Regions from separate parts of the Homo sapiens genome. Here region 1 is linked to region 2. Evidence: read pairs that join two places in POLR2A ChIA-PET (ENCODE). Cell type or tissue: Panc1. All regions are shown on one strand. Each heading gives the region's core, and the rest is flanking DNA. Links, peaks and the distances in the headings are about the cores only.

Region 1 (5,376 bases), core at 157-5,156, 240 kb before region 2:
ATGAGCTCCTCCATGGGGTGACTGAGACTCTATGGGCCGAACCATACCACGGTCCCCAAATGGCTTGGAAAATGCGTTGATTCCTCTATTACATCTTCCTCCAGCTCTGTCACACTGCAAGCTGTGGATTTTAGCTCCTTCTGAGTGAGGTGCCTTTCAGTCCAGCTGGTGGGGGGTGGCGGTGGTGGTTCCAATCAGGGCACATTGATCACAAGCCTCCCAGTTTGGAAAACCAAACTGTTGGTGCAGAAATAGCAAAGGTTCTTAAACCCTGTTGGTGGGATCTGGAGAGGGGCTGAAGATGGGCTGAGCAGTAAGTGGTCCTTCAGAAACCACCGAGAGAGACAGCAGAGGTAGTGCTGACGGGCTGTGTCCCTGTGCCTGTTGGTCAGCCCTGCTCCGTCCTCCTGCTTCTATGAGCCCCTCCTCTGGGTTCCCCCCTGTTGGTGGGTGTCCGCAGCCCCTGTGCCTTGGGGACAGCCCAGGCAGATGGGACAGCAGGTTCTGTGCATGGGCCTGAGTGACCTGCTGCCTGTGTCTGACATTGCAGGCTGGCTCCAGGCTGCTCTGGGGGTGCTGGAGGGGAAATGGATGAGCAGGAGGCTCGGGGACCCTGCAGAGGAAGGTGAGGGCCCTGCAGATGCCCCGTCAAAGCTGGGATGGGTGTCTTTCAGCAAGCCTGCAAGCTGTCACCTGCTCCCAGGGAAAATAGGAATCCCAAGTTGCGGCTGTCACAGCAGGACCAGCTGGGGACAGGTCACCGAGAAATTCTAGCTGCAGGACAGCTGACAGGTGATTTATTCCGGGAGGGAACATATTGTGACTTATCCCTGTGGTTCCACACCAAGAGAGGCTACGAATATGGGCCTCGCAAAGGGCAGAGTGGAATGATGCTCTAGGAAATTCAGAGGTGGAGTGAGGGATTGAGTGTGTGTGTATGTGTGTGCATGCATGTGTGTGCACGTGTGTGTGTGTGTGTGTGTGTAAAATGCCCTTTAACTGCCTTTCCCCTGGGTTGAATGTTGTTGGTTGAGATATAATTTGTGTGGGTCTCAAATTTTGATATTTGAGTGTGTGTGTATGTATGTGCATGCATGTGTGTGCACGTGTGTGTGTGTGTGTGTGTGTGTAAAATACCCTTTAACTGCCTTTCCCCTGGGTTGAATGTTGTTGGTTGAGATATAATTTGTTTGGGTCTCAAATTTTGATATTTCCAGTAATTGAACATAATTTGGAGTGTTTGCAATAAAGTTTCCACGTGTGTGCAGTGAGGTGAGAGTAGCGTGGAGCTGGACTGGATGCCCAACAGATCTGCAGTTTGGTTTCAGCTCTGCCACCATCGATCCTTGTGATCTTCAGCAGACAACTTGTGCTCTGTAAGCCTCAGCTTCTTCATCCATTAAATGGGGCAGCAACCCTTGTCTACCTCCCAGCACTGTTGGGAGTGGAGAAGGAGAGACCCTTGGGAGTTAGGACAGAGATAGATGGGCAGGGGCCGTGTCGCTCCCCATCTTAGCGTCTTTCTAAGTGCCGAACTTGGAGCTTTGCACGTTGCATATACTGGATAAGCATTTGCTGCATTACATTTTTATCCAGTTTTAGAAAGATTCCCTGAATAGCAACAGGTTAGAAAAGGAGAAAGCAGAGGCAGGACTAAAATCCATGCATTGGGTTGGACTCTTCTCTACCCACAAAGGTGGGTCTTGCTTCACAGAATTTTGACAAAGGGGCCTGGTTTAAACAAACCCCAAAACAGCCCAAAGTCTTCCTTTGGGACGGAGAAGCTGGCTGCATTCTCACCTTAGCTGGGTGTTTCCTGAAGCTTCCCAAATGGAGATCATTTGATCCATAAGGAAAGTGACAAGGAACTCTCTTTGGCATAAGTCCCCGAAACGGAGTTCACAGACACTGAATTCCAAGTATCCATGAGGAGGGTTGATATTTCCAGGGTCTCGTCTTGCTGATAATCTGAGCCTCTTCAACCATGCATCATTTTATGGTATTTTTCCACGAGCAAGAGTGGTCACTTATATAATTTATAAAACTTTATAACTTATATAACTTTAATAACTTGCTAAAAATAACAGCAATTATAATGCTTGAATCTGGGACATTTCTCAGTGCATGAGAGGAGCTTGCAAGAATTGAGAGAAGATTAAGCACGGTCATAGGTGGTGGCTGTGTCCTGGCGTTTCTGTCTGCGTGGCTTCTGTGTCGTTGATCTATGTGTATATATTTGTATGTGTGTGTGAGACAAACTTGAGGTCCACATACTGAAACTGTTTGAGTTAGTCAGCATAGGCTAACCTCTGTAACACACAACCCCAATTTTTCAGTGGCTCAGAACAATGGAGTTTCTTTCTTACTCATGTAAAGTCCAGGTGATGGCAGAAACTTGCGGGGGAGAAAGTCTACTCCACAGCATCACTCAGGGACCCAGGCTCCTGCCTTACGGTGGTTCCATTTTCCAGGGCCTTCCCATCTCCTCCATTCAGCTGGTGGATGTGGGAGGAGACTGCGTGTATGAAAGACCACACAGAAGCTTTTTTTTTTGAGACGGAGTTTCGCTCTTGTTGCCCAGGCTGGAGTGCAATGGCGCAATCTCGGCTCACCGCAACCTCCGCCTCCCAGGTTCAAGCAATCCTCCTGCCTCAGCCTCCCGAGTAGCTGGGATTACAGGCATGCACCAGCACGCCAGCTAATTTTTTTGTATTTTTAGTTGAGACAGGGTTTCTCCATGTTGAGGCAGGTCTCAAACTCCTGACCTCAGGTGATCTGCCCGCCTCGGCCTCCCAAAGTGCTGGGATTACAGGCATGAGCCACCGCGCCCGGCCCACACAGAAGCTTTTTATGAGCCAGACCAGGAAGGGGCATAAGTTCCTTCTGCACCTATTCCATTGGCCAGAATGGTCACACCCTCACCCATCTGCAAAAGACACTGGGAAATTTGGTCTGGCCATGTGTCTAGGAAGCAGAGCAGCAGGTGACAAGAATAGATGTGAACACAAGGTGTTCCCTGTCATCCTGGCCAACCTGCGAATGGGTATAGCAAACTATCCCAGAAATGGCAAATAAGCTTTCCACGGAATCAGAGGATAGTAAGTTAGCATCTACTATGTTTCCTTGGGATTCCATTGCTTTTCAACTCGGTGAGAAGGTGTGTAAAATTAATATTTTGTGATTAAAGTCTTTCCCAGTGTTTAGGCAGACTCCATAGACCAGATTTAACGTGTTTGTATAAAGGCCTTAAGATACACAGTTTTAAAAAGCATTGTGAAGAATTGTGAGCTGTCTGAGATTTTACCTTACTTGCAAACTAACAAGTGGGCCTGCCATAGTTTCATGGATTCTGGCAGAAGACTCCCAGGTCAGAGATTTCATCTGTCTTGTTCACTATTGTCTACATAGTGCCTGGAAAAATACAGCCTGGCACACAGAACCCTCAATCAGTATTTATGAATGAGTGAACAGGTAAATGTTAGCTATTATGATTATGACTATTATTTCTTTTTTTTTTTTTTGAGATGGAGTCTCGCTCTATTGCCAGGCTGGAGTGCAGTGGCATGATCTCGGCTCACTGTAACCTCTGCCTCCCGGGTTCAAGCGATTCTCCTGCCTTAGCATCCTGAGTAGCTGGGATTACAGGTGCCTGCCACCACACCCGGCTAATTTTTTGTATTTTTAGTAGAGATGGGGTTTCACTGTGTTGGCCAGGATGGTCTTAAACTCCTGACCTCAAGTGATCCACCCACCTCGGCCTCCCAAAGTGTTGGGATTACAGGCGTGAGCCACCATGCCCGGCCAGTGCTAGCTATTATTATGACCTACTCTCATCAAGTCCCTTTCTGTCCCTGTATCCCCTGTCTCACATCTCAGTTGCCCAAATCAGAAATTAAGGGCTACTGTCAACTCTCTCTACCACGTGGAAGCCATCGCATGCATGAAAACACCTACCACCCCAAAATGATTCCTGCATGTGCCAACTCATGTTGATATGATTCTGCTGTTGCTGGCTTTGAAGGAGGAGGAAGGAGCCATGGAATGCAGGCAGCCTTGTCTAGAAAACCAGTCAAGGTAAAGAAACAGATTCCCCCCTGAAACTTCCAGAAGGAACCAGCCCTGCTGACACCTCAATTTTAGCCCAGTGTTTCCCATTGCAGATATCTGGCCTCCAGAACTGCAAGATAATCCATTTGTGTTGTTGTAAGCCACTGTGTTTGTGGGAACTTGTTATGGCAGCAGCAGGAAAGCAATACACCTGGCAAGGAGAGAGGGGGCTCACCAGGAGCCCTCCCTCCTGATGGCAACTAGCCAGTGCTGCTGGCCATGCTCCTGAAGCATTTTGTTTGTAGAATGAGCACAGAGGGAAGAGGAGTGTCTGGCGGGTGGGCATGGGCAGGGATTGGAGTCTCTGAGGAGGTTTCCAGGTGAGGCTGGAAAAGGAGCCAGGAGGGAGTGTCTGGGCTCCTCCTTCATCTTACTGAGTCTTCAGCATGTCCCTAAGGGCATGGGGGCAGGAGGGAAAGGAGCGGTTAAAATTAGCACACAGGTGCACCGTGGCTCAATAACACCAAACCCCCTCTATGTTGTGAGAAGAGAATTTTTCTTTCCTTTGCAGGAATTCTGTGACTTTGCAATTTGCCTCACATCAGTGCGGTTAAGATCTAGGAAGCTTACATGAGCTCAATTTTCTATATTCTGGTTGTTGTGAGAGTGGCATTTTCTGTTTCTAAGTCCTTTTTAATATTCTTGTCATCTGCCACTTGTTCCTCTCTCCTAGTTTTCCAGTGGAACTTGGAACTTAATGAGGAGGAAAAAAATTGCAGATAAGACTTCAAAGGCGAATGTTCTAAATTTCTAAAAGGAGAATACTGAAAAGGAAAAATGTTCCAAGCAGCATCTCAAAGGGAAGGAAGAGAAAAAAAGTGACAGCAAATTAAAAATGGGATTAGGCAATAGGCCTGAATGGTCAGGGGTGAGATGGGAAGTAAAGAGAAGAAACTGAAGGGGTCCCAAAGAAAAGCATAGCACCTGCCGGTGATCCTGTCTCCCAAAGAGGGGGACATGGGTGGAAGTACAACAAGGAAAGAAAGTCTGGGTATTGCCCTAAACGTTAGAAAGTTCTAAGAAGGGAGGCATGCTTCACAGACACAATTGTTTGATTTTTCTCTTCTGATCTTTTCTCTTCTATTAGATGTCTTTCCTCAAAGCTCCATCATGTCAGAGGGAACAAATGGCTTTCGGAATTCATGCACTTTCTTTCACAAACTTTGAATAGTAATGCTGTTAATAGAGATTGCAGAGTCTTGGAGCACAGATTCCATTTTCTTCCACCTGTGACATCTTGGTGCTCTTTTGTTCCATGTGCTTTTGTAT
Region 2 (5,376 bases), core at 135-5,134:
CTTCTCCTTTAGACAGGGCTCCTGGTTCTAACTCTGCAGGGCTGGGGTCAACACTGCTGGGCTCAGCTAAGGAGTGGACAGAAGGCTGGCTCGGGGCCACATGAGGCTTGTTCCCCCGATGGACAAGGGCAGCCTTCCTAAGGCATTTTCAGATGGTCAGCAGAGAACCTCAGTTTGCAGCTTGGGCCTCTTGATCAGACAACTGATCAAGACAGTGAAATCTGTGCAACGCCCTTGTATGAAGCATACCCAGAAAACACTGTACACGTTTATCAACAAAGCAATGACTCCACTTCCATTTTCCCAACAGCCAAGGATGCCTCACGTGGAAAGATTCTCAGCAGTACTGGTGAACCCTTTTTTGTGCCCAAAGAACTGAGTTTTTGAATGCAAGCAGGAAATCAGGTTTTCAAGCCCAGAGATTTCCCAGGGCTCTGGCCATACCTCATCGGGGTCGGCGAGCTTAAACTCCCATCCGTCTCCAGTCCAGCTGATGAATGACTGGCAGGATTTGTCTGATAGCAGCTCCAGGAGAAACTGCCACAGCTGAATAGGTCCACTTCCTGCGGGGAGAGGGAGGGAGACGGATCATACCCTTTCACAGATGTAAAATACAGCAAGTCTTTAACCATCCTAATTGTACATGCTGATTTAGGAATGCAGACCCAACTCTCTGAATGGGGTTCCGATGTTACACTCAGGGTGGCACTCAAGGTGTTGGTGACAGTACTAAGTGCTTTAACGGGATGGGGCGGGGCACCAAATGTGAGTTCCTGCTCCACACTGCCTACTCCTAGAAAATAAGGTCACTAGGCGAGACACTCTTCCCCTTGATTGCTAGGTTTGTTCTTTCTGGAAGAAAGTTTAGGGCCACCAACTCTTGGCATTAAAATTCCCCATCTGGTTTAATTGTTCCTTATGTAAAAACCTTCAAGGTTTTTTTCTAGAAACACCCAGTGGGGCAGAGATGGGGGTGGCTGAGGGGGTGTTTCATCACAGAATGAGGCGTGTCATACGTGGGATCCCATGCCACCTTCCTGCCAAATGACCATGTGTAAATTGCTTAATGTGAGCCCGGTTTACTCAATAGCCACGCGGGGTCACACCCGTTGCCTCACAGCCTCTGTCTGGTGAAGCATGCTTTGCCAAGAGCTTCTCGTCCACCTGTCCTCGATTGACATTTAGAACTACCACCTTGCAAAGCAGGTGTCAGTGTGGTTCTGTTCTAAAGAGGAGGGATAAGATGCGGCTCAGAGGCCAGGTGCCTTGTCCTGGATCACACGCCCATCACAGCAAACAGGAGAAGAGCCTAGATCTTCCGACCCTAAGCCCAACCTCTTTCTACCAAATAGCTCTTCCTCAGAAACGCAATGGCCGTTATCAATAAAGCTTTGCTGTAAAGCACGGGACAGGCATTCTAGAACCAGAGCTGTGTGAGCACCGATAGCTGTCTGCCTGTGAGCCAATTTCCCCATCTGTAAAATGGCCTCATACCACCCCCATGCCAGGCTGTCCTACAGACTGTATGCCTACTTAACTACAGAGTTGGCAGTCAATAAACAGAAACTTATGTTACTATTAAAATGAACCACACTAACGTTATGGCTGTTTATTCTTCTCAGGCCCTAAACTCCCAATAATGAAACCGATAATGGCTTTCACACACTCTTTCCGTGTATTTTAATACGTTTACGTGGCTGATTGTTCTTAGATGACAGAAAAAGAATGAATGCCTCAGTATCCTTATTTTAAACTTATCAGATTTTTTTAAGTTAGGTAATTTCAATCCACAGTGGCTCCATATGGTTAAAAAAACAAAAACAAAAACGCATTTAAGGATACACGAAGCAGTGAAAACAAAGCCCCAGTATTTTCGCTAAAGTACTGGAAATACCTGTTTCTAAAAACAGCTTTATATTTGTCCACTGCCTAGAATAGCTCTCACCCAAACCTCAAAAATAAGAGCAGATAGATTTTAGAAGCAAGAAAAGGTAAACAGTGCCCATATTATTTGAGACTGGCTCTGCTGCCCCTCCCTAAGCCAGTTTACATTCTTTGAGATTCTTGGAGTGGGTGAGTCAGGGCTGAAGACTGCACAGGCCATGTCCCCTGCTCCAACTATTCCTCAGAACGTCCCAGGTGGAGGGAGTGGCCTGTCAATTTTCACTCATTCCATGGAGCTCTGTGTACATGAAAATTCCTCCAAGTGTGGCTTTTGTCGAATTCAGAGATACAGCAAGCCACGCATAAAACATGGAGTGTAGAGCACTGGTGTACCTAGCTTAGAAACACCCTCGGTGAATGTGGTACTGTGGCTCGAAAGGAAGCAAGGGACAGGACCCAGGAGACTGGGCGGCCAGGCTCTCGGAGTTCCACACACACCTGTGAAGCCGGCCAGCACAGCTGCAGGTATAACTGGTTTGCCTTGCTCCACTGGGTCACTCCTCTCTTGGATGTAATCCTTGAAAGACATGGTTGGCTTATTGAGGCAGAGAGACTGGCTGCAGTCATCTTCGAAGCTCTCGAAGGAAGGAACCCGTTGCACATCCAGCAAGGACGACTGGCTGTTCCAGGACTGGAGGAGGGAGTCTGAGCTCTCGAAGCTGTCCGCACCGTTCTCAGGGGAGTCGTGGTCTTTGGGAGTCCCTGGCAAAGACAACCAAACACATACTTTGATTCCTCCAGGACACAGTTGGTCTTGGGCACGACCATAGCATCACCAACCACTACCAGTGCAATCATGCACCTGCTGGTGTAGAACCACTCAGACTTCTCAAAATGCTCTCTACTCAGGTGCTTATTCCTTAGGGTAACTATACTACACAAATCCTATCTTCCATCAACAGTAGAATGAATAAAATTCTTATAATGGAATACTATACAGCGATGAAAAAGAACACATGGCTGCTACATCCAACAACATGCATGAATCCCAGACATGATGAGTAAAAGACAAACACAAAAGAAAACATGCCTTATGATTCCATCTATGTAAAGTTCAAGAAAATCAAAACCTAATCCGTAATGATAAAAGTCAGAATCGTTCCCTTCTGTCGGGGGGACATTATTGATGGGAAGGGGTACGAAGGAATCTTCCAGGCTACTGGAAACTTCTCTATCTCCATCTGGATGGTTATTACATGGGTATACATACATACACAAATCCAACCAGCCACATGACCTGAGACTTGTGCACTGTATTTATGTTACATCTCCATAAGAAGAAATGTCACATTCCTGCATCGCCTCCATAAATATCCCAAAGTGTGGAGAAATCTGGCTGTAAGAGCAGGGACTGTTTTGTTTACTCAATGCCTGCAGTACCTGGGCCAGTGCCTGAAACATATTAGGGGTATGCTTGTTGGAAATCCACTTAGAACATGGGCTTTGACCCCCTTCTCTAATGGCTGAATCCAGGAAGTATTTATTAAGAGGTTCATTATGGCTCTGGGGTTCTCAGAATCAAAGCAACAGCCTTGTTGAAAGATGCTTCCAATCTTACCAGAATTGTTGGTGAGCAAATTCAAGTTGCTGCCTGGGAAGTCCTGACTGACAGAGCAGTAGGTGACGCTGACGGAGCTGAGCCGAGACTTGGGGAACATCTGAAACTCCTGCTCAGAGCTGAGTACGCTGGGTGTGGAGGCCGGACACATGCTGTCCAGGAGGCCGCCTTTGGGGTAATTCTGTGTCTGCATTCCATAGGGCGCCTGCTCTGTGCCAAAACCTGGAACAGAACAATCGGACGGCAGAGCTCTTAAAGTCAGTGTTACCCCAGTAACTAACCCCTACGAGCAAATGACAGGTGAGCACTCCGCACACTCCAGCCCTCTGCAGAACCTCAGTGGAGACCCGGGCTTTGGTGGGGGTCTGTCACCAGGCCTTCTTCTCAAACCATTCAGCTTCTCAACCAGCAGCCCTCTGCCAAAATGACTGCAGCCTCTGCAGGCAGGACTCAATGTTCCTATTTCTACAACCCTAGTGCTTTCATGGGACCTTCAGGAAGACAGGGCTCACTGGCTCTTTTAGCTTCCGAGGAGAGTAAGGCTCAGACAGACCAAGTGACGTGTCATGTACTGTGTGATTCATAAGGGCAGAACCAGGCCATGAACCCTGTGTGCTGAGGCACAGCCCACTCTGCTTTCTGCTCCTTCATCACACCGCTCCTGTCTCTGTTCATTGCAGAATAATTTATTTTCTGGAGAGGGAAGGAAGCTCTCTGACTCTGATTCAGGTTCAGGCAGGCACAGGGTGTCCCACTGTCATGTTCAGAAAGACCTCCTGAGCAGGAAGCCCCCAGTGGGGCAGAGAGGTGGGCTTCACCGGGTCTGAATGGTGGAGCTGGGGCCAGAGAGAAAACACTGGGCCGGACCAACACCACCCAAGCCTGCTGTTCCGAGGACCCCTCCCTCGCTGGCCTGGCCAGACCCTGTGCCCTCCCCAGTATCAGCAACCAGAAGAAAGGACCCAGATTCCATGACAGCTCTTTAAGCTCCCAAGTTCAGAGCCAGTTTACAAATTGCTTTTCACGCACTCTGTGCCTGCCGCCTCTTGTTTGCTACACTAAACCAACATTACTGGTGACTGCGGTAATCAGCTCACTTCGTTCTGCTCCTTGCTCTAAGAATTGCCTGGACTAGCACTAACAGTGCTGACCTATGGAAGATCGTGTGAGCCACTTAAGCAACTGCGAAAGTTCTAGTGGCCATATTAAAAAAGCAAAAAGAAACAGGTGAAGTTAATTTTCTTATTTTACTTGGCCTCATATAGCAATTATCATTTCAATATGTAATCAATACATTAAAAATTATCAGGGAGACATTTTATATTCTCTGTTTCATACTAAGACTTCCAAATCTGGTGTGCATGACTATACTCTTCCTACACATCTCGATGTGGACCAGTCACATTTCAATGGCTTATAGCTCAACACCCACGTGTGGCCACCATAAGAGACACACAGGTCTAGGTGGCCCCTTAGGAGCCTACAGTAGAGAGATTCCAAGTCTACTGGGAAGACTGAAGACAAAGTTCTTAAGGGCAGAATCAATCGGACTGACCTAATGTATTGCTGTTAATCCAATGAGGAACGGAGGTGAGGTGTGAATTTTCTTCATATTGATCTTCTGTCTTTTCTTGGTTTTCTGAAAAGCAGACACAGGAGACGTAAGATGGCAGATGTAGGTGAAAACTACACAGAACAAATTGACTTTCTGAATTCCTGTGAGATGATAATTTTAGAATGATGAGATGCACGGAGTGCTTCACATTTAATCTCATGGTGCTCCACGTCCCTGCCTGTCTTTTTCAAAAAACGAGAGAAAGCAACCCATTTTTCCAATTACTAAAATAAATTTTCCAAAATGAATGATGTCATTG

Evidence for each region. Peaks named below come from ENCODE experiments on the same cell type or tissue, not always from the same donor. Only the 100,000 strongest peaks of a DNase experiment are listed, where the experiment ranks them.
Region 1: POLR2A ChIA-PET joins it to region 2 with 7 read pairs; 3 of 35 experiments call an interaction of 5 or more read pairs at or near these places.

What each region holds. Positions count from the first base shown.
Region 1 is chr21:39,056,285-39,061,660 of GRCh38, reverse strand. All of the region lies in intron 3 of LINC02943 (long intergenic non-protein coding RNA 2943), which reads left to right. Among named protein-coding and RNA genes, the nearest start is that of LINC02943, 26 kb to the left of the region's middle. In Panc1, for the core only: no CTCF peak of the experiment used is centred there; no DNase peak of the experiment used is centred there.
Region 2 is chr21:38,816,773-38,822,148 of GRCh38, reverse strand. It overlaps ETS2 (ETS proto-oncogene 2, transcription factor), which reads right to left. Exons shown (of 10, transcript NM_005239.6): 6 at 5,058-5,141; 7 at 3,503-3,724; 8 at 2,383-2,646; 9 at 445-563. Among named protein-coding and RNA genes, the nearest start is that of ETS2, 14 kb to the right of the region's middle. In Panc1, for the core only: no CTCF peak of the experiment used is centred there; no DNase peak of the experiment used is centred there; H3K27ac peaks cover 3,765 bases.